2 separate regions of the Homo sapiens genome follow, and region 1 is linked to region 2. The links are chromatin loops, found by intact Hi-C in ENCODE. Cell type or tissue: left lung. All regions are shown on one strand. Links, peaks and the distances in the headings refer to the core of each region. The heading gives the core; the rest is flanking DNA.

The links. Hi-C counts contacts between places; a loop is a spot of excess contacts. Peaks named below come from ENCODE experiments on the same cell type or tissue, not always from the same donor. Only the 100,000 strongest peaks of a DNase experiment are listed, where the experiment ranks them.
Region 1: a loop joins it to region 2, with 2.0 times the contacts of the local background. A loop is called at or near these places in 70 of 110 quality-filtered maps.

What each region holds. Positions count from the first base shown.
Region 1 is chr13:113,933,599-113,948,215 of GRCh38, forward strand. It overlaps a transcript of C13orf46 not described here. Among named protein-coding and RNA genes, the nearest start is that of SWINGN, 12 kb to the left of the region's middle. RefSeq lists enhancers at 2,394-2,895, 2,896-3,377. In left lung, for the core only: no CTCF peak of the experiment used is centred there; DNase peaks (open chromatin) are centred at 6,670, 8,159, 9,293, 10,348 and 1 weaker place; H3K27me3 peaks cover 1,865 bases.
Region 2 is chr13:113,795,776-113,810,392 of GRCh38, forward strand. It overlaps TMEM255B (transmembrane protein 255B), which reads left to right. Exons shown (of 9, transcript NM_182614.4): 5 at 3,564-3,644; 6 at 5,052-5,137; 7 at 5,878-6,037; 8 at 9,110-9,253. Among named protein-coding and RNA genes, the nearest start is that of GAS6-AS1, 13 kb to the right of the region's middle. RefSeq lists enhancers at 5,385-6,259, 7,965-8,523. In left lung, for the core only: no CTCF peak of the experiment used is centred there; DNase peaks (open chromatin) are centred at 4,974, 5,647, 5,966, 6,606 and 6 weaker places.

The DNA.
Region 1 (14,617 bases), core at 2,827-10,826, 140 kb after region 2:
CATCTTCCATGAACATGCTATGGCTCCATTTATTTAGGCCTTTTTTCATTCCTCTCATTGATGTTTCTCAGTTCTCAGTATATAGGACTTGTAAATCTTTTGTCAAGTTTATTTCTAAGTCCTCAGTAATTTTAGCTTTGCATTTTGAGCTAATTATAGCTTCACAAAAAGTTGCCGAATAGTACAGAGGGGTCCCACATTCCATTCCTCAGCTTCCTACAATGCAGCACTTTGCAGAGCTACAACAAATTCTTAAAACCAGGAAACTGATATGGGCACCACGCAAGTCACTGGATGACGGAGCTCATTTGGACATCCTAGGTTTCCGTGTGTTTGTTTTATTCTGGGTACGACTCCGTGTGGAGATTCTGCGATGTGTGGCCGCATATGTGGATTTCTGTAACCACAACCACATTCGAGATGCATGACCGTCCATCCCCACAGGTGTGAGGTGTGCCCCGCGGGGCCCTTCTCTAACCCACAGCACCCGCCGGCGTCACTCATCCTTTCAAGAGTGTTATGGGAACGGAGTGCGGAATGCAGCCTTTGAGATGGAGTTTTCTCCCAGAGTCTGTTTCTCTCCGTTGCTGAGCACGTTGTGTGGTGTGGAGGCACCACGATGCGTCGGACACGCACCTGCTGACAGACAATGGGGCTGTTCCCAGGTTTTCGCTGTTCCAAATAAAGCTGCTATGATCGTTTGTGTGACTATACATTTTAATTTCTCTGCGATAAATGCCCAGGAGTACAATCGCTGGGTCATAATGGCAGGTATGTGTTTGACTTTTTATGAAACTACCAGACACACAGGATGGATGGAGATGAGTCGGATGCATGGGCAAGGGTGTGGGGCCACAATTAGAAGAAGGGGTCTTGCAATTTTCCTTTTAAAAATCACTTTCAAATAAAGGAAATAGACCCACACATACATGGTAAATTACTTTCCAACCAAGGTGCCAAGACAACTCAATGGGAAAAGAAAGATTGTGTGTGCTGTGGGCTAATTGGCTACGGTGAATCGAACTGCCCTCCAAACAGTGGACTCTGGGCAAGTGCTCGAGGCCTGCCTTTCAGTGGTGATCCTCACCACGCCATCTGGGCCCCACTGCTGGGCTCCACGCATACACACTGGAAAACCAGACCTGAGCGTGTCGCTGCGGAGATGTGCTGTGAGCCACCCTGATGGGGTCACACGGGAACTCCGCCAGCACCTCTAACGGGCCCCACTTGGTAGGTGCCCCAGTTATGGTCTCCAGAATCCAGCCAGGAGGGAATGTAGTCTGAAGAGAAGCAAGTTCTAAACGGGCTCTGGGAAGGGGCTGTCCTTGCACCCGGAGTGAGGACGAGGTATTGGCCCTGTGGGGAGCTGACTGGCTACAGGGAAATATTTTTGAGGAAATCCTGGCCTTCTTCCCTTCCATTCCCACTGGCTCAAAGGAGCCAAGGCATTCCTCCCTCTTCTGGGCAAGTTCTCCATTTTGCTTCCGACGTTACAAGCCACTTCAGACCCTTCCTCCCAGCACAGCCCGAGGGGGGGAACAGTTTCCTGGCCAGTGGCGAGAGGGCCTGGGCTGGCCGCCTTCCTGAGGCCTCAGCCTTGCTGGGATGGGGCTTGGTCCCTGCGGCTGTGGCAGTGACTCGGCCCCCGGCGCCCTTCAGCTCCTCAGGGAGAGGTGGAAAACAGCTCTGGAAAGCCACTGGGAGGGGCGACTGCAGAGGTTAGGGGCCCCTGGCCCTGACCGCTGCTTCTCCAGCAAGCCTGGCCCCCTTGTGCTATTAACCAAGAAATGCTTGGCCTGTTTGCTTCCGGCTGTGAAGCGCTGGCCCTGGTGGAAGCCAGGACAAACAGAGCCCGGGGTAGCTGCTGCGGGGCTGAGCTGGGCTGAGCCAAGTCCTGATTCTACCAACCCTGGCTTTTGTGGGATTTCAAATTGTCCTCTTAAATATCTCCCAGAAAGCAAACATTCTTCCTCTTTAATGAGGAAAGGGATTGGTAGAAGGGGTCTCTTGACATCTCCCTGGAAGGGCCAAACTGGCAGCCACTGGCAACACCACTCGGGTTACCCACGGCAACCATTGTTTTGGGGTAAACTGCATACGTGCCCTTAGGGTGGGAGTTTTCCTGCCGGGAATGCATTTTCATTTTTACACTGAACTTTTCTCTGCTCCCAGCCCGCCAGCCACCGGCAAAATACACCTCCCAGATTAGGGTGCTTTAAAAGAGAAATAAACAGCCCTGTGCCCCCAGGGGCCATGCTTGGGCCTAGTGTCAGCTAAAAAATAGCAGCTTTATGAATCGTGATCACAGACAATCCTTGTGCCATGTGAAATGGACGCAGTCACACTGGATATCATTTTAAAATCTAGAGTTGTTTAGCACTGAGTTGATGAAAAGACGGCAGGATTCCATTAAGTTCAAAGTTCTCTAGCATTGGACAGAAAAGCCATCTACATGTAACCGATTTTCATCAAGTTCAGAGGCTCAAAGATGGAGGTGGAAAAGACAGACCTCAATGAAGAGCCGGAGAAACTCAGGAGTCAATTGAGTCATCAGCCCAGGTGAGTGTGGCTGCTTGGAGTCTCTGGGTGAGCAAGTAACTGCCAGCGGCTTCTTCCTACTCAAGGCCCGGATAGAGCCCATTCATCCAGGCAACATCCATGAGTGTTGATAGAACATTCATCCAAGTTCTAAATGGGCTCTGGGAAGGGGCCGTCCTTGCGCCCAGAGTGAGGATGCGGTATTGGCCCCGTGGGGAGCTGACCGGCTATGGGGAAATATTTTTGAGGAAATCCTGGCCGCCTTCCCTTCCATTCCCACTGGCTCAAAGGAGCCAAGGCCTTCCTCCCTCTTCCGGGCAAGTCCTCCACTTTGCTTCCGACATTACAAGCCACTTCAGACCCTTCCTCCCAGCACAGCCCGAGGAGGGGGAAACCGTTTCCTGGCCAGTGGCGAGAGCTGCAATAGAGAAACAGTTTTACACACGCAGAGCCGGCTAAACAGGACACTAGAGTTTTATTGTTACTCACATCAGCCTCCCTGAAAATGCAGAGACCAGGGTCTCTCAAGGCTAGTTTAGGGGAAGAGAGTCGGGTGGGTAGGCAAGGGCGCTTGCTGCTGACTGGTTGGGGGTGCAGTCGTCGGGGTGTGGGAAATGGTCCTTGTGCCCCGAGTCGCTTCTGGGTGGCACCAGGGAGGCTGACCGGTCCAGGGGGGGAAATCAGTTGTCAGACTTGCAAAAAACCTGAAAAGACATCTCAAAGGCCAGTCTTAGGTTCCACCGTAGTGACGTTATCTGCGGGAGTAGTTGGGAAGTTGCATATTTTGAGCTCCAGAATAAAGGGGGGTAATCCTTTGTGTCTCCATTTTAGCAGAATTCAGGCTCCTCTCGTCCTCGTAGCCTAGTGGTCTCTCAATAGCTTTACAAAGGCTGTTGAGTTTTGCGGAAGGGTTATTATCATTTAAGCTATAAACTAAATGTCTCCCAGAGTTAGCTTGGCCCAAGCCCAGGAATAATTAAGGGCAGTTTGAAGGCTAAAGGCAAGATGGGAGTTGGTTACCTCGGGTCTCTTTCACTGCCATAATTTTTCCACTGTTATAATTTTTGCAAAGGTGGGTTCATGCCTGTGGCATCCCCGGTCCGAGGCTACAGGACTCTCCTCCCAGGGATCCAAGTGACTGTGCAGTGACCGTGGTCACGCCACAGCCACCAGCCAGAGTGCAGTCCACATCGTGGCCACGTATGGCTCCTACAATCTCAAGCTTGCCGAGAAGGCAGCCGTAAACCCGCACAGGTTAGAGTCCTTTCCCTTGGTTATGGTAACAATCATTAGCACTGGGGTCTTTCCGAATCCAGATGCAGCCACGACCTCTTCTCATACACAGCTGCAGGTGAGATGAACATCTCAGTAGCGTTGTAAACCAAAAGGCGTCTGAGATAAGGCTCAGTCAATTTAGGAAGTTTATTTTGCCAAAGTTCAGGACGCACCTGTGACACAGCCTCCGGAGGTCCTGACAACATGCCTGAGGTGGTCGGCGCAGAGTTTGGTTTTACATATTTTAGGGAGACATGAGACATCAACATACATCGGATGAACGCTGGTTCGGTCCGGAAAGGCGGGACAGATGGAAGCAGGGAGGAGGCTTCCAGGTCGTAGGTAGATAAGAGACAAACGGTTGCACTCCTGAGTTTCTGATTAGCCTTTTACGGAATGCACAATTTACAGGAATGGTCACTCATGCCTGAGTCTGGCTCAGTGAAATGAGGGCAGAGGAAGTGATCAGCTGTGTGCGTTTGTCTCACGGGAGCAGTGGGGTGACTTTGAGTTCTGTCTGTGCTTTGTCCACAAGGAATTTCTTTGTGGGCAAATCGTGAGGCAGGCGTGTAGCTTTTTAAAATCTTTGTAGTTCCCTTACTCAGGAATAGAATGGGAGGCAGGTTTGCCTGGCACAGTTCCCAGCTGGACTTTTCTCTTAGGCTCAGCGATCTGGGGTCCCGAGAATGATTTTCCTTTCACAAGATGAACATGCAGCTCAAAGGGGGAGTGGGATGTGGTTGCGGCCTCAACTGAACGCCTCTCTGGACCCAATAATTAAAAGGACTTGCTCCTCAGATAAAAGTGCTTTTCTTTTCTCAATAGTGAGTCTATGAGGTTCCTATCTGCTGCTTTAACAGATTACCACAAACCTAGTGGCTTCCAACAGCTCAAATGTATTATCTTACAGTCCTGGAGGGGAAAGTGTGAAAAGGGCCTCAGGGTGCTGAAGGCAGGGCTGGCAGGAGCCTGGTGGAGAAGCCACTGCTTTCTTTTCTCAGCCTCCAGAGACGGCAGCAGCCTTGGCCCACGGCCCATCTTCAAACCCAGCATCTTCAAATTGCTCTCTCTTTGACCCGCCCACCTGCCTCTAAGGAGCCCAGACCTTACGCTGGGTCCAGCAGCCTCTCCATCCTCCCTAAACTCCAGGAGCACCCACCGAATAATCCAAGGCTATCTCCCGACTTGGGATTCCTAACCTAGTTCCCCCTGCAAGGTTGCCCTGTTCAAGCGTCCTGGGGGTTCAGCCTCCGACGTCTTTGGGAGGGGCCCTTGCTGTGCCCACCACTGGGAGTCGCTCCCTTCCACACGTCCGCCGTGAACTTTCCATTCCAGAAACACTGCACCAGCTGTAGCTTCTCTCAACACACAGCTCTTTCCTGTCTCCAGGTTTTGCTCAAACTTCCCACTGCCCAGCACGTCCTTCCAAACAGCCTTCACTCACTCTCAATCCCTATGGAAAACTCAGCTTGGGCCTCACGCCCAGGAAGCCTCCTGGCCCCAGGAGGCTCAGGCCCTGCTGTGCACACCACAGCACCTGCGGCCTCCCTGGGAACCCAGCCACCCCCACCCCAGGCCCACGTTTCCTCAGCCAGCTCCTCCCACGATCCCTTCCAAGCTGGCATTCCAGACCCGCCAGGTGCCTTTCACCCTGTTGTAAACTCCGGGAGGGCAGAATTCAGGTCGGACTCATCTCTGTGGCCTCAGTGGAACTTGCTCAGCTCAGGGTCAGGGACAACAGCGTCCGGCTTCTCACTCCTTCAGGTCCCGGCCCTTTGCACATAGGCTTGGCTGCCTGACACGTTCCAGCCAAGGGCTGCAGCTGGCCCCTTCCCCCCGCCCCGGTGATGCCAGAAGCCACATGTTCCGGAGTGTGGAGCTGCAAGATGCAGGCAACCCAGAGCCAGAAGGGGACCACCCGATGGGGAGGACAGAGACCACCCGATGGGGAGGATGCAGACCACCCGATGGGGAGGACAGAGACCACCCGATGGGGAGGACGCAGACCACCCAACGGGGAACACGGGGATCACCCAACTGGGAAGATGGGGGCCACCTGGACGGGGGGAACGGGGACCACGTTGATGGGGAGGACAGAGACCACGTGGATGGGAAAGATGGGGACCACGTGGATGGGGAGGGCGGCACCACTCAGCCTGGTTCACACCTTTTGCAATAAGCAGCCGCCTCCTCCTGGGCTTTGGGCTGAAGGGGGACCTGCTCCAGGTTCTTAGCCGTGAAATGGGCACAGACCCGTTTCTCACCCCTGACAGGGAGGCTGTCCAGCCCTGGAGATGTTGTCACTCAGGCTCCCAGTGACCTCCTGTGCGCTGTGTATCCTGGGCCAGGGCACTGACCTCTCTGGGCCCAGCGCCATCTCATGCTCACAGGTCTGATGACAATACTTCTCAGGAGGTGCTGGGAAGGCCAAAGGGATCATCCCATGTGCTTCTAAGTCAAACACGATTCAGCGTGAAAAACACTGGCCTGGGTCATCAAGAAACCGGGTGCCAGGCAGGATGAAAGGAAGTGCCGCTGGCCTCATCTGAGCCAGAGCCTCCTGTCTGTCATGTGTGTGGGCTCTGACGCAGGGGGACCAGGATGCCCGGGTGGCAGCCGTGATCAGGGGAGGCATTCGGGCCACCTCAGAGGCCCCAAGAGGCTACCTGCCTGCCTGGCCCTGCCCATGCGGCCAAAGTCCACCCCAGGGGCGGGGGCTGCGCCTCGGCCTCAGATGCACCGTCAGCCGCATTTGGCTCCTCTTACTACTGAAGAGGGGAAGGAAGAGTGTGCAGCAGGGGCCTGGGCCGTTTCCCCGGAAGCGAAGAGCAGGAGGCCAGAGCCAGGTGGGCTCCCCTAGACCCTGCGGTGCTGCCGCCAAGCCCCCCACCCCCAGATGAGCCAGCCTGCAGCACACACTGGCGGGGTGGATGCCAGCCGAGTATTCCCAGGGGAAGCACTTTCCCTGTGCCACCCAGACAGAAGACGCAGGTGCTGGTTTCCTATGGGGCTCTGCGTGAGGATGGGCGTCTGGGACCCTGGTCTCCTCTAGGACTCCATGTGTGAGGCTGGGCATTCGAGACCCTGGTCTCTGGGACTCCATGTGTGAGGCTGAGCGTTCGAGACCCTGGTCTCTGGGACTCCATGTGTGAGGCTGAGCGTTCGAGACCCTGGTCTCTGGGACTCCATGTGTGAGGCTGAGCGTTCGAGATCCTGGTCTCCTCTGGGACTCCGTGTGTGAGGCTGAGCGTTCGAGACCCTGGTCTCTGGGACTCCATGTGTGAGGCTGAGCGTTCGAGATCCTGGTCTCCTCTGGGACTCCGTGTGTGAGGCTGAGCGTTCGAGACCCTGGTCTCTGGGACTCCATGTGTGAGGCTGAGCGTTCGAGACCCTGGTCTCTGGGACTCCATGTGTGAGGCTGAGCGTTCGAGATCCTGGTCTCCTCTGGGACTCCGTGTGTGAGGCTGAGCGTTCGAGACCCTGGTCTCTGGGACTCCATGTGTGAGGCTGAGCGTTCGAGACCCTGGTCTCTGGGACTCCATGTGTGAGGCTGAGCGTTCGAGATCCTGGTCTCCTCTGGGACTCCGTGTGTGAGGCTGAGCGTTCGAGACCCTGGTCTCTGGGACTCCATGTGTGAGGCTGAGCGTTCGAGACCCTGGTCTCTGGGACTCCATGTGTGAGGCTGAGCGTTCGAGATCCTGGTCTCCTCTGGGACTCCGTGTGTGAGGCTGAGCGTTCGAGACCCTGGTCTCTGGGACTCCATGTGTGAGGCTGAGCGTTCGAGATCCTGGTCTCCTCTGGGACTCCGTGTGTGAGGCTGAGCGTTCGAGACCCTGGTCTCTGGGACTCCATGTGTGAGGCTGAGCGTTCGAGACCCTGGTCTCTGGGACTCCATGTGTGAGGCTGAGCGTTCGAGATCCTGGTCTCCTCTGGGACTCCGTGTGTGAGGCTGAGCGTTCGAGACCCTGGTCTCTGGGACTCCATGTGTGAGGCTGAGCGTTCGAGACCCTGGTCTCTGGGACTCCATGTGTGAGGCTGAGCGTTCGAGATCCTGGTCTCTGGGACTCCATGTGTGAGGCTGAGCGTTCGAGACCCTGATCTCCTCTGGGACTCCATGTGTGAGGCTGGGCATTCGATACCCTGGTCTCTGGGACTCTGTGTGTGAGGCTGGGCGTCTGAGACCCAGGAACGTGCTGGAAACAGGAGCTGTTGACATCGTTTCCCAGGCTGGGCTGCTGCTGTTTCTCTGCCTGTCAGATGGAGACACAGTTCCAGCCTCGCAGGTGGCCTTCAGCACAGCACGCCAGGCACCCTGGGTGCTGCCCCCACTCTCCCCACCCAGAAGGCAGCTGCGCAGGGTCCCTGGCCTGGAGGACCTGCCTGGACCTGCCCAGCGCCCTGGACGAGGTCTGCCCTAGGCCTCCGCATGTCACCTGTCCTCTGAGCAGTTCCTGCCACTGCTTTACTCTCACCGCCTTCCTCTCCCCTTAGCACTTTACCTCCAAATGGGCTGTCCTTGCCGGCGGCTGACTCATTGCTCCTCCAGAGCAGGGAAGTTTGCAATGAGCTGAAGTCCTGTGGAGCCCAGAGCCGGAGGCTCACCCCCAGATTTAATTAATTAAAAAGTAAGAGCTTGTGAAGGTCACAGGGGCCAACATGAAGAGCTGCCAAAGGCCGATCATGGTGGCATGAGCAACAAAACGCACAGAGGCCGTGCTGATTGCAAACCACAGAATCCACTACTGTGGTCACTGACCTACACTTTTCACAAACCACAGAATACAATAGACGCATATGAGTTCTGCTGCTGTCGCCACTGGCCGGGTCAACACGCAGCCCGGGAGGAGGGACCCACTGCTCTTCCCTGCAGGAGAACCTCGATGGATAAATGCCTGAGGAAATGGGGAAACAGAAAATCACCACGAGTCAAAGTCCACGGAACTGATTGCTGCTGACAAGACCCCCATGGATGCCAAAATCAGAGAAGTTCCAGGAGAATCAGGATTTGGTCTCCCAGTGTCTCCAGGACGATTATCCCCTACAGAGGAAGGACGGCGATTTGACCAGGAGACTCGGCAGACACCACCTGGACCTGTAGTTGGACACATCAGCTCAGGAGCCACTGAGAGACAGCCTTACCTCCACAGGATGCTTGCCAAATGGGCTGGACTTCATACAGTCCTGAGAACACGAGACAGCAAAATCCATGCCCAGCCCCCAGGACAAGGATGGCCAGAGCTGACGCGGGCACGGGCAACCAGGGGACTGGGTGTCTGGATGCAGTGAGGGAGGATGAGGGAGACGGCAGGGCGCGGTAGGAACCCCTGGGCCAGCGGGCTCCAGGCAGCGGAGGCGGCCTGTTGGTGATCGGTCAGCCAGTTACTGTGCCCTTTACCTTGAGGATGGGACACAGGTCCTCTGGCGTCTCCTTGGACTCCCTGATGCCTCTGAGAAAGGCACAGCGCCCCAGTGCCCGCCGGAGGTGAGGTGGGAGCCAGGTGGGAGCAGTCAGTGCCCCTCACGAGCACTGCAGATGGCCGGCGGCCATGGCTCTCTAAGGCCCGCTTGGTGGATGCTGAGCCCTGCCCTCAGGGAGCGCTGGCCCCTCGGGTCCCTGGGCCCTGACAGTCCCACTGAGGCTCGGCTCCATTTCTGCAAATGGCTGCCTCCCACAGGAGAGCTCGGGGAGAGCTCCGGGCCGGGGTCAGACAGCAGCGTTGGCTCCTGTCAACAAAGAGTCAAACTCTGTAAAATGTGGGGAGATTCATTCTGAGCCCAAGACAAGTGACCGTGGGCCATGACCCAGCCCTCAGGAGGGCCTGAGGACATGTGTCCAGGGTGGTCAGAGAGTAGCTTGCTTTTATGCATTTTAGGGAGAATGAGACTTCAGGCAATACATTTAAGAAATATGCTGGTTCGGCTCAGAAAGGCAGGGCAATGCAAAGCAGTCAGGGGAGCAGAACTCTCAGGTTATAGGAAGATTTAAAAACTTTCCGGTGGACAATTGGTTACATTTATCTAAAGACCTGGGATCAATAATAGAAAGGAATGCCTGAGTTCAGATCCAGGATCCTGGAAACCCAGGTTCTTATTTGTGGAGGAGGCCTTCAGGTAGCAGCTTCAGAGGGCTGTGAAATGTTTCTCATCAGACTTCAGGTCTGTGTGGACGTTAATGCTGGAAAGGTAGAACGAGGCATGTCTGACCCCCGTTCCCGTCATGGCTGGAAACCACCTCTCGGGTTACATTTTAAGAGGGCTCTGGTGAGGACGAGGTCCACTCAGATGGTTGGGAACCTTAGTGTTTTATTTTTGGCTTACGCTCTGTTGGTGGGTGATGACGAGTGTCAGGCATGGCCCCTTGCAACGTGAGGGAAGGCAGCAGGGCCTGTGGCCAGGGCTGGTGGGAGCCCTACCAGACATTCCATGGAAACACCTGGTGGAGGAGGCTCTCAGCAAATGCCCGCAGTCCCTGCACCCGGCTGGCACATCTCCACGAGCGCGCCTCCTCCACACACTCATCGTGGGCAGGTTTGGTCATCACTGACGGGCTGCTCTGCCTCTCCTCTCCTCTGGCTCGGGACCTTCAGTATCCCGACAGGAAGGAATGCGGTACAAGTGCATCCCAAGACGCACGCTGCAGGTCACCCCAAGGCCTCACAGACCCCAGTCACCCCGGGATGGATCCCTCCCCAGGTTGTGACCTTGCTCCCCTCCTGCTGGAAACCTTCTCCAGACACAAGCCCCTCAGGTGGCAGGGCTCATCTTGTCCTGGAGGCTGCCTTCCCCTCCCCTGATGCTCCAGACCCCTCCAGGTCACCTGGAGATGGATGCAGAGAAGCTGCCCAGCTCCCCATGTCCAGGGTCACCTCACTGCCGGGACCCCCTCCAGTGGGCTTGCACCCCCCTGCCACCCCATTCTGATCCCGGCTCTGCTGAGGCCATCCTGCTGCCTGCCAGGACCAGGTGCCAGGGCAGGTTGCTGCTGGATGGGCTTCCTTGCTGGGTTACCTGCTCCGATGGGGAGAAAGGTCCTCCTTACACCGCACTGACAATGGCCTTGGAAATGTTCCCCTTGCGGCCCTGTAGGTGTGTGATGGGCCCTCCAGGTGTGTGACGGGCCCTCCAGGTGTGTGATGAGTCCTGCAGGTGTGTGCTGGACCCTCCAGGTGTGTGACGGGCTCTGCAGGTGTGTGACAAGTCCTCCAGGTGTGTGATGGGCCCTCCAGGTGTGTGACAAGTCCTCCAGGTGTGTGATGGATCCTCCAGGTGTGACAAGTCCTCCAGGTGTGTGATGGGCCCTCCAGGTGTGTGACAAGTCCTCCAGGTGTGTGATGGGCCCTCCAGGTGTGTGACAAGTCCTCCAGGTGTGTGATGGGCCCTCCAGGTGTGTGACAAGTCCTCCAGGTGTGTGATGGGCCCTCCAGGTGTGTGACAAGTCCTCCAGGTGTGTGATGGATCCTCCAGGTGTGACAAGTCCTCCAGGTGTGTGATGGGCCCTCCAGGTGTGTGACAAGTCCTCCAGGTGTGTGATGGGCCCTCCAGGTGTGTGACAAGTCCTCCAGGTGTGTGATGGGCCCTCCAGGTGTGTGACAAGTCCTCCAGGTGTGTGATGGATCCTCCAGGTGTGACAAGTCCTCCAGGTGTGTGATGAGTCCTCCAGGTGTGTGACGGGCCCTCCAGGTGTGTGACGGGCTCTGCAGGTGTGCGAAGGACCCTCCAGGTGTGTGTCAGGCTCTCCAGTTGTGCGTGGGCCGTTCCGGGTTTCATGGGCCCTCGGATGTGTGATGAGGCATCTTCCCGGGAACAGCAGGCAGGTTACTTTGTGCCCTCTCCCAGGCCACACCACATGGCTTGTGGTCCACTGAAACCATCAGGTCTTCTCCCAGCACTTTAAGAGGCCAAGACAGGCGGATCACGAGGTCAGGAGATAGAGACCATCCTGGCTAACATGGAGAAACCCCATCTCTACTAAAAATACAAAAAACTAGTCAGGTGTGATGGTGGGCCCCTGCAGTCCCAGCTACTCAGGAGGCTGAGGCAGGAGAATGGCGTGAACCCTGGAGGCAGAGATTGCAGTGAGCCGAGACTGCGCCACTGCACTCAGCCTGGGCGACAGAGCGAGAATCTGAGAAAGAAAGAAAGAAAGAAAGAAAGAAAGAAAGAAAGAGAGAGAGAGAGAGAGAAAGAAAGAAAGAAGAAAGAAAGAAAGAAAGAAAGAAAGAAAGAAAGAAAGAAAGAAAGAAAGAAAGAAAGAAAGAAAGGAAAGAAAAACAAACCAAGTCTTCATCTGAGCTACTCCCAAGTCAAGGCCCTTAATACTGTGCTCTAGTAAACGAAAATGTAGCTCATTTTGTTCCTCCCTTGGGAGGCGTCGAATCGTCAGTCTGTTTCTCTACATATTGACCCTTTTGTTCAGATTGTGACAAGATCTGGCCATTGCCAGTCTTATCCAGGCCATGTGACAGGAGGTCAGCCAGGGGAACCACCTTGAGGTCAGTGCATGTTTAGAGTCCAGTGCTCTGTGGGCTGGAGTGCAGGGCAGTAAACCCACCGCCGCCCGTTCACTGTGATTTAGGGTCCAGTTCACCGCACTGTGGGCTGGAGTGCAGGGCAGTAAACCCACCGCTGCCCGTTCACCGTGAGTGAATGCCGCGTTTAAAACGCTAACCGAATTTGGCGTTCTTGCTGACACATTTTTATTGCTATTGTACGAGGTATCAGTGCAGAACGGGTTTGGATTGGTGACGGCTTTATTTGCGCCCCGCTGTGTCAAGCTCCCCAGCGGAGACCCTCACCTAGCACTGTACTCCCCACCGGCCAATTGGACCAACGTCGCGTGGAGGAAGAACTTGATGAAAGCTCATCTTGAGAAGCACACGCACCCCTCTAACTCACGTAACAGGACCTATGTGGCATGTGGTTGGAACAGGGTTTCCCAGGACCCTCGGGGGGACCAGTCCCCCTCTGTGGTGGGGCATCCTGGGAACTGAAGGGCGTCCTGCAGGCTCTGCACGCGGCACACAGGAATGCCAGCCACACACACACTTGACACACAATGCTGGCGCAGGAGGACCCAGGCCAGGAGGCTGTGTGGGTCGTCAGCCGGGTGAGGTGGTCAGCTGTGTCAGGTAGTAGCTAGGCCAGCACAAATATCCCAGTGTGCTGTGGGTGGCAGCTGCTGGTCCAGGGAGGACCCCAGGGTGAAAGGAGGGCACTGGGGTGGGAGCAGAACGGGGCCGCAGAGGACGGAGAGCCTGTCCCTGTGCCCTATGGCATCGTCAGGCCACGCTGGCTGTTGGCATCCAGGCCATTGGGTCTCCTGGGTCCTCCCCTCCACCCTGGAACAGTAGAGGGGTCCGAAGCCTGGTCTGACTGCTCGCTGGCCGAGGAGGAAACCTGCGCCCGGCAGCTCTCTGAGGGTCTCACAGTTGGGGAACAGCAAAGCCACAGCAGAGCTGGGGCTCCTGGCTGCCCTTTGGAGCCCCACAGCGGCGATAGGAGAGGAAGGCCTGGCACCCTTGGGGCCGACCGGCAGGTGCGTGGGCCGAAGGCACCCGTGGTTACTGCTGGGGCTGTCTCTTCCCTCTCTCTGGCTGTGGCCAGCACTGCAGGCCAAGATGCTCTGGGAGAGAGGGGCCAGCCACAGACCCGGGGGCTGTCGTCAGCCTGGCAGCACTACAGAAGGTGAGGTGGAGCGGGAAGCCTGAAGATTCCTGAAGGGGCCTTTGGCCCTGGAAAAGGCACATCAGAGCTGCGTGCTTGGAGGAAACGCTGTATATAAAATTTGGTTCCTCAATGCTGCTGGAATCTTCCACACCGTGGCTCCAGGACAAGCGTCGGGGCAGGTTACTTACGGGGAAGGGGGTTGGGGGAGGCTGGAGCAACTGGGAGTAAAATACTGGCTGCTGCCAGGGCAGGAGGGCGGACCAACCTCAAAGGGCCCAAAAGACCCAGAACCCGCTCCAGATGGGCAGGGCAGCCAGGAGTAGGTCACTGCTGCCGTCTGCTGTCGGAAGCAGGAGTTTCATTCTGCCCACGTGGCCTCCAAGTTCCAGCAGAAGACAGCTCCTCAGGAAGCAGGGAGCTCAGGGCCTGATGGGGCCATTAGGCCTTTTTATTTACCTGAAATGATGGCCCAAGGCTGGGTGAGGCTTCACAGATGTGAGAAGCAGCTGGCATCACAGTGGGTGGAGCGGGGAGCTGGCAGCAAGGCTTGGTTGGTTCTTGGCCCCACCTGTGCAGCTTCTGCGGCCCCGGGTGTCCATTTCCACCTCCCGAGATTCCTTGGGCCCAGGCCTGTAGTGGACACAAGCAGGTCCCGGACACACAGCCAAGCAGATGCGCAGCCATGTAGACAAGGAGCCCAGGAAGCACACAGGCTGACCCCGTGACACTTCCCCCCAGACACTCACTCAGGGGTCCACACCCACCATGGCCCATCAGCCAGGCCATTGGGAGGATGACAGCATATCCATGGGATTGGGGGTCAGCAGTGCTTTCCCGACCCCTCCTCCATGATTCTGGCCTGCCGAGCACTGACTGCCCTCTCTAGGAGCCCATGTCCAGCCAGGGTGCTGCCCCAGCGCCCATCGGGGCCATGGAGCGGGGCTCAGGCTGACCCATGAAAAGCCCACGTCCTGCCACAGGGACTCAGGGGACTTCTCATCGTTCCCAAGAGATGGTGTGGAGTTCTCAAAAACCTGCCTGAGCACACATTTATATCTGGCAATTTTTTAAAAAACTAACTACTGAGGAGTCACATAGACATGACTCAGCATGAAAGGAACCAGCCCCAGAAGAGCCC
Region 2 (14,617 bases), core at 3,121-11,120:
CACACAACAGAGCACACAGCACACACACCAAAACAGAGCACATAGCACACACCACACAACACACAGAGCACACAGCACACACACCATAAGAGTACACAGCACACAACACACAGAGCACACAGCACACACACAACACAGCACACAGCACACACCACACAACACACAGAGCACACAGCACATACACAACAGAGCACACAGCACACACACAACAGAGCACACAGCACACAACACACAGAGCACACAGCACACACACCATAACAGAGCACACAGCACACAACACACAGAGCACACAGCACACACACAACAGAGCACACAGCACACACCACACAACACACAGAGCACACAGCACACAACACACAGAGCACACAGCACACACACAACAGAGCACATAGCACACACCACACAACACACAGAGCACACAGCACACAACACACAGAGCACACAGCACACACACAACAGAGCACATAGCACACACCACAGAGTACACACCTCACACACCACACAGAGCACACGCCTCACACACCACACAGAGTACACACCTCACACACCACACAGAGCACATACCACACAGAGTACACACCTCACACCACACAGAGTACACACCTCACACCACACAGAGCACACACCTCACACACCACACAGAGCACACACCACACAGAGCACACACCACACAGAGTACACACCACACACACCACAGAGAGCACACACCACACACACTACACACACCACACAGAGCACACAGCACACACACCACACAGAGCACACACCACACACACATACACACCACACCACGCTCTTTTCACCTCTAAATGAACAGGTTTTCTCTAAAGTCGCAGGCCAAGGAATCGTTTCTGTGTCCTCCTGAGGTGCGTCCTCAGCCTCCGGTGGGCTGCGCCATCCCCCCTCCTCCCTGGCTGGGCTCCTGGGTGGGCTCTCGCCATCTGGGCGTCAGCTGGTCCCCGGGAGCAGCCGAATTGCTTGTCATGAACTCTCAGACCAAACCTGTGATTGTTTCTCCCTCTTTTTCCATAAATCACACTGAAAGGCACTGAAGGTTGGTGTTAGGCCTTTGTCTGCCCCAACGGTTTCATTATATGAAGGCAAGTGTGGGAGCACATTCACAAAACACACGTGCGTGCGCACGCATGCACACACCACGGCCCACATGCTCACACTCGCGCGCACACACACACTCCCACGGAGGTGCGTCATGGGAGCTTTCTCAGCGGGTGGCTGGGTGACTTGCTATTCTATGGCTTCCAGACGGTGGTTTCCACTGTGCTCCAGGCGCCCGTGGCCGTGGCCCCGCCGAGGAGCAGGGTCCAGTCTCTGACCGCAGTCGGGGGTGTCCCCAGGTTCCGGACCTCGGGCGCCTGTCCATTCTGGAGGGCCACGCGGGGCATGCATCTAGGCAAGTGTGGGAGCCTCTTGGTTAGAAACAAAGCAGGGCCCCTGGCCGGGGCCTCCCAGGGCTGACTTTAGGACGGATGCGCAGACAGCACTCACTGGAGCTCAGATGCCATCGAGGAAAATGTGGCACTGCCTCGTGTGCTGCTGAGGAAGAAGACAGATGGTGAATTACAGCTCTAAGGGCGTCATATGGGGAGATGCGTGCCTTCCAACTGTTGAGAGAGGCCGAGGACACCGTGCTGCTAGGCCTCTGTCCCCATGGGGTTCCGGCACACCGCCCTCCCTCCCAGCAGGAGCCTCTGTCCGTGGGGTTGGGGTGCACTGCCCTCTCTCCAGGAAGGAGCCTCTGTCCCCTTGGGCTACTCATTGTTACCTGTGGTCTCATGTCTGTCCCCTCAGGGGAAGATAAACACCCAGAGACAGAGACTTGTGTCTGCTTCCTCCATTGCTGTGTCACCTAGAACGCATCCGGCCATAATAGTACTTCACCAGTGGGGGCCCAAAGGACCGATGAGTGATTCTCATTCTCATCTGTTGCAGTGTTACTAGTGGTTTCTAATACTTTTCTTGGTTCAGAACTAGGAGCCTTTGAGAAATACTAATAAAACTAAACGTGGGCAATGTGACCCTAGCTTATTTGCAGGTGATGCAGTTTTGTGGCATTTTAGTTTTGGTACTTCCTGCTGTCCTCTACCATAGCAATTATAAGCACTTTGCAATGGTCAGTTTATGGGTCTGTCTTCTTCACTAGTCTATAAATCCCTTAAGGGCAAGAACTGTGTCTCGTTATCCTTACCATTTGGCACTGTGTCTGCTCCATGAATGTTGCAGATGGTCGGATGGATTGATAGTTGGATAGGGCCACAAATGGGTGTATGGCTGAATGGTTGGATGGATGGATAGAAGGATGGATAATGGGTGGATGACAGGAATGGATGGATGGGTGGATGTGGATGAATGGAAGTATGGATGATGGATGGATGGATAGAAGGATGGATGATGGATGGATGGATGGATGTGGATGAATGGAAGGATGGGTGATGGATGTGGATGGATAGAAGGATGGATGATGGATGGATAGATAGGAGGATGGATAACGGATGATGGATGGATGGTGGACAGATGGAAGGATGGAAGTATGGATGACAGATGGGTGAATGGATGGATGTGGATGAATAGAAGGATGGATAATGGATGGATGATGGATGATGGATGGACAAAAGGATGGATGACAGATGAATGGATGGGTGGATGTGGATGAATCGAAGGATGGATAATGGATGGATGATGGATGGATGGTTGGATGATGGTTGGATGGATGGATGTGGATGAATGGAAGGATGGATGATGGATGTGGATGGATAGAAGGATGGATGATGGATGGATACATAGAAGGAGGGATAATGGATGATGGATGGATGGATGGAAGGATGGATGACAGATGGGTGGATGGATGGATGTGGATGAATGGAAGGATGGATAATGGATGGATGATGGGTGGATGGATGGAAGGATGGATGGATACATGGATGGATGGATGGATGGATGAAGTATGGATGACAGATGGGTGGATGGATGGATGTGGATGAATGGAAGGATGGATGATGGATGCATTATGGATGAATGAATAGATAGATGTAGAGGATGGAAGGAAGAATGGGTGGATGCACAGATGATTGATTGGATGATTGGATGGATGGTTGGGTGGGTGGGTGGATGATTGGATGGTTGGAGGGATGAGTTTATTGGTCTGAAATCCTTCTTGCTACCTTCCTAGTAGAAGAGACAATATTTTCTTTTATGAAACGATGCAGGAGCCTAACACCTGTGATGTGGGGTGGTAGGGATGCCCCTCAAAAGGCCAAGCACCTGTCTCCCTTCTGCTGCCCTTGTTGACTGATGGAGAATATGCATGGCCCGAGGTACCCTCCCATGGGGCTTTCTGCTGTCTGGCCTCCTGGATGCAGCAGCCCAGCTGCTCTGCAGGGAGCGTGGAGTCTCCCATCTTGTGTTCTGTGTCTGGGAGGCTCAAGTTGGTGTTGGCCTTGGTCCTTGAGGCCCTGAGCCTGAGACCCACAGGCCTGAAATTGCCTCTGGCCTCTCCCGCCTGGAGGCACCTGTTTTATTCCATCTGTGTTTATCTGTTTCTCTAGGAACCGAGGCCCCTCACCACGGGAAGATGCCAGTTTTACTCCAGTGGGGTGGGGTACTTGTACGATGTCTACCAGACAGAGGTGAGCAGGAGCACTGAGATTCATGTGGGTTTTGCTCAGCTAACCCCGCCGACCCCACGCGGTTTTCCCTGCACATAGGCGTGGTCTGAATATTTTGATTCTAATAGTTCCTGGGGGTCACCCCTGCAGCTGGTGAACCGTTGATGCCCCCTGTGTTTGGGACCTTGACATTTCGATGTGCTGTATTTCACTCTGGAGTCAGAGTTCTGGACTTGCTTCATTAAATCACAACAGTCTCAGAGTGCACGTGTCCAGTTCTGTATGGCTCTTCCAATTAGCATTTTTCTAATTTAATTATTGCAATAAGAAGCAAGGATAATACATTTACAGTGTCCGAGAAACTTCTGGATTTCCCTGAGCCACCGACAGCGGCAGTGTGACCTCATTTCTCTTTCCAGGTGAGTGAGATGCGGGGAGTAATGACCCGCGGGCGGCCGCCGCCTTCGCCAGGACCGTCGGAGGGCACAGCTCTGTGACGGCGCTCTCTGTGTGTCTCGCACCTGCCCTGTGTGGATTCCTGGCTTTAACTAAACGCAGCCTCTCATCCTCAGCACGCGTGTCAGAGGAGGAGGAGCTGGAGGCCCTCTCAGTGGCCAGCACCTGCCAGCTTGTCTGGGACTCTCCAGCAGCTGCCGGGAGGCATCGTGTGTGTGTGTGTGTTTATGTGTGTGTGTGTGGGGGGGGGTAGGCAGGAGGCGTCCCGTGTGTGTTTAGGGGGGAGGTGTCCTGTGTGTGTATGTGTATGTGTGTGTGGAGGTGTCCTGTGTGTGTGTGTGGGGGGGGGTAGGCGGGAGGCATGCCATGTGTGTATGTGGGGGGGAGGCATCCTGTGTGTGTGTGTGTGGAGGTGTCCTGTGTGTGTGTGTCAGGGGAGGCGTCCTCTGTGTGTGTGTGTGTGTGTGTGTGTGTGTGTGTGTGTGTGTTGGGGGGTGTCCCCTGGCCAGGGCTTTCAAGGTTGTCACACAGAGGTGGCAGGTGTCTCTTCTGAGGCTGCCAGTGCTCAAGCCTGGGGGGAGAGCGCCCTGGGACGGGGCCTGTTCTGCCGCCCTCCGGGCTCTCAGGCTTCTGTGCACCCCACGCCGAAGGCCTCCTGGGCTCTGTCCTTCTGCCCACGCACCCTGATATTTCCCTCTGCTCCTGGGATCATGGAGAAGCAAGGCCTCTCCTCTGAGCCCCGATTATCCGGCCTCTGGGACCAGCCTGTGCCCCTGACCCCTCCTGCAGGAAGGGTCCTGGCCCCCGAGCCCCCAAGCCTCTGTGTCTGGAGTCGGGGGAAAGTCGGGGGAGGCAGCTGCTTGGCTGGGCCTCAGTGGCCGCTCCCAGCTCCCATGAGGCAGCCCTGCCCTTGGTGGGGTGGGTGAGGTGGTGGGCACCGGCATGTGACCTGACAAGGCCTCTCTGCCCCAGGTCACCTGTCACTCCCTGGACGGCAAGTGCCAGCTGAAGGTGAGAAGCAACACCTGTTACTGCTGTGACCTCTATGCCTGCGGGAGGTGAGGGGCACCGGGGACCCCCATATCTACACCTGCGGGAGGTGAGGGGCGCTGGGGACCCCCGTATCTACACCTGCGGGAGGTGAGGGGCGCTGGGGACCCCTATATCTACACCTGAGGGAGGTGAGGGGCGCTGGGAACCCCCGTATGTGCCTGCAGGGGTGAGGCCTCCATCCTTCTGCTCCTGACATCACCCCCCCCACACCCCTGCACCTACATCGTCTCCTTTACTCCTTAGATGTTTACATGAGGAAAGGACATTGAGTCCATTTCACAGATGAAAAGACAGAGGCTCTGAAATGTTGATCTGCCCAAGAGGACACAGCCCGTGTGTGTCGGGCGAGAGTTTAAACCTGGCCTGGCCTCTGAGGCCCCAGGCATGGCCCCCTCTTGGGACAGGGGCCCGTGACCCCGACGGCCTTCCCATCCTGGCGTGAAGACAGAGATGGCTCAGCCGGGGCCCAGACACCCGTCCTGCCAGGCCATCGAGGCGGAGGGGCGGGCCCGCCAGGCCCAGTTGCCGCTCTTTGCCACTGTGGGCCCCAGGTGGGGAGCCTCACAGGCCAATCCCATCAGACATAGGTTTGATCTCCCAGAGCAGTGCAGGGATGGGCGTTGACTGGGCTCCAGCCCTGATTTCCTCCCCCAGCCCTGCAGGGCTCAGGTCCAGAGGACACAAGTTTAACTTGCGGGTGGTCACTTGCCTCGTGCGGTGACGCCATGGTGCCCTCTCTGTGCAGCGCAGAGCCCTCGCCCGCCTACTATGAGTTCATCGGCGTCAGCGGCTGCCAGGACGTGCTGCACCTGTACCGCCTGCTCTGGGCCTCTGCAGTTCTGAACGTCCTGGGCCTGTTCCTGGGCATCATCACCGCCGCCGTCCTGGGGGCCTTCAAGGACATGGTGAGGCCCCTTGGTGGGACCCCCGCTGCTCACTGGGAGCCGGGGCTCCGGGTCCATTTCCCCGGGGTGGGCTGGGGGGCCTCCAGCCCTCACTTTACAGATGGGGCACTGAAGCCCATGCGTCTGTCAGCAGGGTGTCAGGGTGACAGCTGGCGTGCACCGACTCACCTCGGGGCCGTCCTGTCCCAAGCCTGTCACAAGAATCACCTGATTTAATCCTTGCCTCCCCGCTGAGGTGGGCACAGCCGTCCCCAAGAAACAATGTTCAGCTCCAAGAGGGAGGCCCAGCCCTTGTGCACTAAGCTCCCATCATTAGCAACTGCCTGGGGCTTCAGATGGGCAGGTCTGGGCTGGGGCTGAGCTGATGCCTTAGCAAACCCCAGAGGCGAGACCCATACAGCCAGGATTGGCCTGGGCAGGAGGAGGGAGGGAAGGGGCCCCTCGCGGGAGGTGGGCTGGACCCATCCTGGAAAGGCCGGCCCTCGCCCGGGAAACCACAGGGAAATCACTGGCCCGGGCCGGATGTCCTCTCTCTTCTCCCTCCTCTGCCCTCTCCTGGCGCCTGTTTCAAACCAGATGTTCTCGTGGTGTGCGGCCAGCAAACCCCGCCCCCTGAACTTGCAGAGAAGCTGTAAGGGATGGGCAGCCAGGAGTGAGGGAGCCCCAACCCCCAGAGTATCCAAACGGCAGCCCAGGGACGAGGGGCGCCCCCTCTTGCACCCACATGAGGAGGCCTGGCAGCACCAGGCAGACGCACATCATGCAGGCCAGACCCGGCCCAGCGAGGCAGCGAAAACACTCCTGAGCGGCTTCTCCATGCCCTATTCGTCCCAGAGGCTGTCCATGACTAAAAATTAGCTCAGCTGGGAACCCTCCTGCCATCTGCTTCTCAGCTCCTCCTTTTCTCAACACTTTTGTGCTTCCAGACAAAACTGGTGAAGCTGAGAGTGACCCTGGCATCCCGAGGTCCAGCCCTCTGGCTCCCCACCCAGTGGCCCCCCAAGCCCCACCCTGGGCCCCCAGACGCCCGCACACCAACACAAGACAGGCACCTCCCAGGGGTCCTTGCTCTGTGGTGACAGCCGGCCGGCCCCTGCGGTGGGAGCGGGAGTCTGGGGTCGGGAAGGGTCTCTGCCGGGATCTCGCGGGCTCCGGGCGCCTTTGGCGTCTCCTCGGTGCAAGCTTCTCTGCCTCGGCAGCTCAGTGTCTCCTCTCAGCGGCCGTCCCAGGAGGAACTGCAGCCGGATTGTAGACAGGACACAGAAACGCTTGTCTGGTGCAGGCGCCATGCTCGCCACACAGGCCCGGGGTGTCCAGGGTTTTCCGGAAGGGGCTCGTGTGTTCATTAAAGCCCGTGATAAAATGCTGGAGTGCAGGATCAGGAACAGGTGATACCTCCAGGGCCAGCCCGCAATGCAGAGCCACACCGGCTCCAGGAAGTCTTCCTCGAACCCAAAGCTCAGGGCTGCAGAGCAAGGAGAGGACTTGCTAACCTTCACACCCACCAAGCAGGCCCTCTTGTGAGTTTAACTGATTTTGCCATTTAAACATTTTGTTAAGGAATGAAGATGCTTCCTTCATTCCTTAACATTCCAAGCTGGACGTGCCCTTCGTAGACGAGGGCAAATTACTTGTGATGGGTGCGTGGGAGGCACTTAACGTGCCGGCAAGGGCGGGCGGCTGAGCCAGCCTCTCAGGGGCCTCCTCCGCGTGTGACTCCGTGGCCCCCGTGTTCTCTGCTTTCTGTGCACTCGCCCCGGCCCCATCCTCAGGCCACCGCCAGCTCAGAGGCCTCCCCACCCCTCTACCTGTCAGAACTGCAAATCTCCTGCCCCTCCCTCACGGAGCACGACCCTCCATGCCCATCCAACCTCCCAGGCCCACCTCGGCTGCCCCCCTGCTCTCTGCAGGGTCTGAGGCAGAAGCACGGCCTCCTGCACATGTGGACCAAGGACCAGCTGCCCAGAAGGCCCTGCCCCTTCCCACCTTCCAGTGCCCGCTGGGCAGGGGGCTCCCTCCCAGCCCCAGGGGTGCGGGCAGCACCGTTGTCTGAGGACACCTCAGGCCTGGGGTCATCACCCTGTCCCGGGGTTTTCACCGTGTCCCCGGGTTGTCACCGTGTCCCCGGGTCGTCACCGTGGCCAGCCCCTCGCAGCGGCTCTGGCCTGGCTTCCCCGCCTTTGCCATCTTCCCCTGGCTTCCTCCAGGGTGCTGCTGAACCTGGGGGTGGGGGCTGGGGAAGGTGGAGGGGCACCTGTGTGAAGGTGGGGAGGGAGGCGAAGCCCGGGTGCCCTCGGCCCAGTCCCCGCGTTTCTGGCCCGGGGAAGCCCTGAAGCTTGTGTGAGCCATGGGCCCCTCCCTCTGTAGGGGATGAGGCCGGCCGGGGCCTGAGTTGGAGCCAGCACCTTCTTTGGAGAATTTTAACTGCCTGAGTGAGTCAGTGAAAGTGTGGACGGGAGCTCAGGAGACTTTGGTTTTGTTCGCATTCCCCAGAAACCCCACGCTGGTTGGGGCACAGGCTTGGGGAAGCGAGAGCCATCAGCCCGGTGCTGAGAGGGCCCTCCCCACCTGCACCCTTCTGTGCCGAAAAAGCAGACTTTGGGGCCCGGAGAGAAGGAAACCAGTGCTTTTTTCTCCCCCCCCAAAAAATCAAAAAAGTAAAAGAGAGCCCGAGCCGAGCGGTCACCCAGTGTGACTAGCAGGTGGCGGGGCCCTGGGACCAAGATGTAGAGAACCTCAGTGTAAAGCTACGCCGGGCCGGGGTTAGCTCCAGCCTGGGTATAAACGCACGCCGGGCCGGGGTTAGCTCCAGCCTGGGTATAAACGCACGCCGGGCCGGGGTTAGCTCCAGCCTGGGTATAAACGCACGCCGGGCCGGGGTTAGCTCCAGCCTGGGTATAAACGCACGCCGGGCCGGCGTTAGCTCCAGCCTGGGTATAAACGCACGCCGGGCCGGGGTTAGTTCCAGCCTGAGAGTCGGGGGTCGAGGGTGCTGGGCTTTCTAGGAAGGCTGGACAGCCCTTCCCTCCACTAGGGGGTACACGCCGACCACCCGTCTCCTCTCCATGGCAGGTGCCTCTGTCCCAGCTGGCCTATGGCCCAGCCGTCCCACCACAGACCCTCTACAACCCCGCCCAGCAGATCCTGGCCTACGCAGGCTTCCGCCTGACGCCCGAGCCCGTCCCGACCTGCTCGTCCTACCCTCTGCCCCTTCAGGTAGGGCCAGCATCACCTGCTGGAGTTGGACGCGCTGGTCACAGGCAGTGGGATGGACAGGATGGGGCTGGGGTCGGAGGGGATGAGGTCTTGCAGCCGCCTCACCTTCTGGATTAGGGATGGGAGGTGGGGGGCAGTGACAACCCTGCCGTCAGGGCACAACCTCCCTGCAAGTATGGCCGGGGACCGCGCCAGGTGGCCCTGGTGACCCGCCACCATGCTCTGCCGGCAGCTGGCTCTTCTGACCCCGGGGCTGGCCCCGCACAGGCCTGGGCAGCTCCCCGCTGCAGTGGTGGAGGCTCCTGCGTTTGTCTGCTGGTGGACATCCTGTGGGCATGGCCAGGTTATTTAGGTGGAGCCATATGGATCTGCCAAAATCCAACCCCATTTTACCCGCAGACGTGGAGACATCATAGGGTTCATCCTGACATGATGCTATTGACCTTGGAGATGACGGAGGGAGAGGCCATGGTGGGGGGCGAGCAGGACAGTGGCCCCTGCCTGCCTGTCCGATTTCCACTCCTGGGCATGACCGCCTTCTGTGCCATGAAGCTCTGTGCTGTGGCCATGGGTGAAACAGACCGGGCCACGTTTCTTACCTCGGCACTGTAGGCATTCAGGGCTGGCCAACCGCTGTGCTGGGGCACCCTAGGTGCTGAGGGTGCTGGTGGGCCCTGGCCTCTGCCTGCGGCATATCAGAGCCGCCGGTGTGACAACCCAAACTCTCCGGACGTGTCCCGTGTCTCCTGCCTGGACGTGCCGTGTGCCCCCGGGGACACAGTTGAGAACCCTGGTCCTGATAAACGTGGGCTTCCTTTCTGGGTGGGAGGCACTGCCCACATGCCCGGCTGACTGGCAGGTCCTTTTGCGTGAGTTAACAGCAGCCTCTGCAGAGAGAGCTGTGTCAGGCCCAGCCCGATGAAGCTGCAGATTAAAGCAGGCACCGTGATGTGTTTCTGTGCGGGGAAGGGCAGGGTGAACGTGGGGAGTCGTGAGTTTTGAAGTCACACATGACACAGGTCTTCAGATATTCCACAAGAGGACCCTCTCCCGACACATGACGTTGTCAGGAAAAGATCTTCCTTAGAGGGACATCCGGGGGAGGCCTGTGCACACTCTGCCCTCACGTCCAGGACAGAGAGGGCTCAGGTTTGAGCGGGGCCCGAGAGCCACGACCTTCTCAGCTCACCTGGGGACCTGCACCAGGGACCCCGAGGAGGGAGCAGGAACCAGCACTCATGGAGATGGTGCGTCTGGGGGTCCCTGGGGTCCAGGGGCCTGTGGGGCTGCTGGGGGTCCCTCGCGTTCAGGGCCTGCTTGGGTCAGCCACCTTCAGCCATGCCCGGGACACAGCAGCTGTTGGGCTCAGTGGAGATGACCAGGGCCTGACAACATCTCCTCGTGGAGGGATCCCTGCACCTCATACCTCAGTCTCCCCTCTCACTTCGAATATAAAGCTGGGGCCCTGCTCCCTGGGAACACAAGGCCCCTGCTGGAGGTCTGGCCTGGAAACATCTTTTCCATTTCTGTGACGGGGGAAGATGTGGTCCCCAGGGTCAGATGGCGGGAGCTTTTGCCAGCGACCCTGCAGTGGTCACTCCTGCAGGCAGGCGCGTCTGCTTGGTGCCACAGGCAGCTTCATCCTTCCCCAAGCCTCCTGCCCCTGCCCCAGGGACGTCCCCATCATGGCAGGGACCGTGCCCCCAGGGCCACAGCCCTGTCCTGGGGGCTTCTCTCTGGCCTCCTGGTCTCCCGTGGGAAGTTTGCCAAGCCCAGAACTGGAGGCCCGCAGGGGTAGAAGGAGGAGGCCCGCAGGGGCAGAGGTATCTCCAGGGACGCTGGGCCTGCAGGTGCTCCCCAAGCGGCTCTACACAGACACAGACTTGGAATCGCATGGGTGCCAAGAACGTGCAGCCCAGAGCATAGCCTCGGTGGCCCATGCTGTCTTCCATCCTCAACCTCAGCCGCTGCCCCTCAGGGCCCCAGAGGAGAGACAACACGTGGTTCCATCAGCCCCTTCCTCTTCTCTGGCTCCAGGGCTGGTTTGGGCCGCCCTGGTGCTGGGGCCCGGCTGTCTGAAGCTCTGGCTGTGAGGGGCCCGGCTTCTCCAAGTTTGCATTCTGACTTGGGACCTTGGAGACAGTGAGGCTTTGTGGAGGGAGGGGCTGGTGACTCCCTCAGGCAGGTGTGTCCTCCCTGCCTGTGAGCCCCACGGAGGTGTAAGATGTGGGGGTGGTCCTTCCCGTCACACGCAGGCTTACGGGATGTGGAGGGTGGTCCTCCCTGTCACACGCAGGCTTACGGGATGTGGGGGGCGGTCCTCCCCGTCACACGAGGGCTTACGGGATGTGGGGGTGGTCCTCCCTGTCACACGTGGGCTTACGGGATGTGGGGGGTGGTCCTCCCCGTCACACGCAGGCTTACGGGATGTGGGGGTGGTCCTCCCCGTCACACGCGGGCTTATGGGATGTGGAGGGTGGTCCTCCCTGTCACACGCAGGCTTACGGGATGTGGGGGGTAGTCCTCCCCGTCACACGCAGGCTTACGGGATGTGGGGGTGGTCCTCCCTGTCACACGTGGGCTTACGGGATGTGGGGGGTGGTCCTCCCTGTCACACGCAGGCTTACGGGATGTGGGGGGCGGTCCTCCCCGTCACACGCAGGCTTACGGGATGTGGGGGTGGTCCTCCCTGTCACACGTGGGCTTATGGGATGTGGGGGGTAGTCCTCCCCGTCACACGCAGGCTTACGGGATGTGGGGGGCGGTCCTCCCTATCACAGGAGGGCTTACGGGATGTGGGGGGTGGTCCTCCCCGTCACACGCGGGCTTACGGGACGTGGGGGGCACAGGGGCAGATCCACTTCATCCCCATGGTGCTCCATCCTCATCCACCCTGGGGCTCTGGGTTTACGCAAAGGGTGGATGTTCCCCTCTTCCTCTGGGGAGGCCTGGGGCCCTCAGATGGCCCAGCCAGCCTTTGTGCCAGGCCAGCATGTGTGGGAGCTTAATATACGCACGCTGATAATTGGATTTCAGAGATGGCAAATCAGATGAGGCTCATGTGCTCCTCAGAAGAACAATGGAGGAGGGGCCCTGCTTCCACAGAGATGGAGAGAAAATATTCAGGGTGTTCCATGGAAGTCGTTAGCAGCAGAAAATACTCCCACTTGAGACAGTGGGGGATGGGGAACAGTGACTTGGTGGGGGAGGTTTTGAGCAGTTAATAAAAAGGACAATTTAAAGAGATCACCTTCCTTGCACCCAGCAGCTTTGCCAGGCATGAAGTGCAGGGGAGGACGTGGCATCACAGCAGAAGATGAGTTCCTGCCCCGTTACTAAGAAACATGCCCTCCCTTCCCCTGTGAGATTACTCGTGGGCAGGGCTTGTCCCTAGGGGGGCCCTGTCATTCAGTGGTTAACCCCGTGGTCCCAGGGTTTACTCTGTGGTTCCTGGGGGTTTATTCCATGGTTCCTGGCGGTTTACTCCATGTTCCTGGGGGTTTACTTTGTGGTCCTGGGGGGTTTACTCCATGGTTCCTGGGGTGTTTACTCCGTGGTTCCTGGGAGTTTACTCCATGGTTCCAGGGGTATTTATTCCGTGGTTCCTGGGTGGTTACTCTGTGATTCCTGAGGGTTTAACTCTGTGGTTACTGGGGGTTTACTTCGTGGCTCCTAGGGGTTTGTTCTGTGGTTCCTGGGGGTTTACTCCGTGGTTCTTTGGGGTTTAACTCTGTGGTTTCTGGCGGTGTAACTCTGTGGTTCCTGGGGGGGGGGTTACTCCATGTTTCCTGGGGGTTTACTCCGTGGTTCCTGGGGGTTTACTCCTTGGTTCTTGGGGATTTATGCTGTGGTTCCTGGGGGTTTGCTCCATGGTTCCTGGGGGTTTACTCTGTGGTTCTTGGGGATTTATGCTGTGGTTTCTGGGGGTTTACCTCTGTGGTTCCTGGGGAGATTACTCTGGTTCCTGGGGCTTTACTCCATGGTTCCTCGGGGTTTACTCTGTGGTTTTTGGGGGGAGGTTATGCTGTGTTTCCTGGGGGTTTACTCTGTGGTTCCTGGGGGTTTACTCCATGGTTCCCGGGGGCTTAACTCTGTGGTTCCTGGGGGGAGGGGTTACTCTGTGGTTCCTGGGAGTTTACTCTGTGGTTCCTGGATGTTTACTCCATGGTCCTGGGGGTTTACTCCATGGTTCTTGGGGATTTATGCTGTGGTTCCTGGGGGTTTACTCTGTGGTTCCTGGGGGTTTAACTCTGGTTCCTGGGGGTTTACTCTGTGGTTCCTGGGGGTTTACTCCATGGTTCCCGGGGGTTTAACTCTGTGGTTCCTGGGGGGAGGGGTTACTCTGTGGTTCCTGGGAGTTTACTCTGTGGTTCCTGGATGTTTACTCCATGGTTCTTGGGGATTTATGCTGTGGTTCCTGGGGGTTTACTCTGTGGTTCCTGGGGGTTTAACTCTGGTTCCTGGGGGTTTACTCTGTGGTTCCTGGGGGTTTACTCCATGGTTCCCGGGGGTTTAACTCTGTGGTTCCTGGGGGGAGGGGTTACTCTGTGGTTCCTGGGGGGAGGGGTTTACTCCGTGGTTCCTGAGAGTTTACTCCATGGTTCCTGGGGGTTTACTCCGTGGTTCCTGAGTTTTACTCCGTGGTTCCTGGGGGTTTACTCCGTGGTTCCTGAGTTTTACTCCATGGTTCACTCGGTGGTTCCTAGGGAGTTACTCCATGGGTTCCTGGGGTTTATCTGTGGTCCTGGGGTTTACCCCTTAGTTTCCTTAACTGCTCATCTGCTGTGAAGAAGAGTGGGTGCTACAGAGTTGGAAGTTGGGAGCTCCCAGCAGACTTGAGAGAATGTTCCCTAGTGTCTCACTCTGTCGCCTGTGGCCAGAAACCTGTGTGAGTTTCGGGGGAAGAAAGAAATGAGGTTGGCAGGTGTCCCTGAACCACTGGATCCCATGAGCCTGGGCTGTCAACCTCAACATTGCAGTCCCTCTGAGGAAGGGCCCCATTCTCAGCCTTACCTACACCTGTGCAGAAATTCTGCTGTCAGGATCCAGAGGTCCTGCTAGCTCCCAGGGCGTCTGCAGTGCAGAGCTCTCCAGGGAGAGGCTCAGACAGGCAGCTGGCTTCTCTGGGGATGCTGAACACGCAGGCTCAGACAGGCAGCTGGCTTCTCATGGGACCCTGCAGGCTGGGGCAAGAGGAGCACAGAGCACATCTGGTAGCTTGGAGTTTGAAAAACTCTTCCTGTGTTATTTCTTAGAAGGAGTTTGTTTGCTTTATTTATTTAAAATTTGATTAGAAGTTCCCCCTAGAATTTAAGGGGAAAAAAAGAAAAGAATTAAGATGTGTGTTAGCAGTTGGAGAAAAAC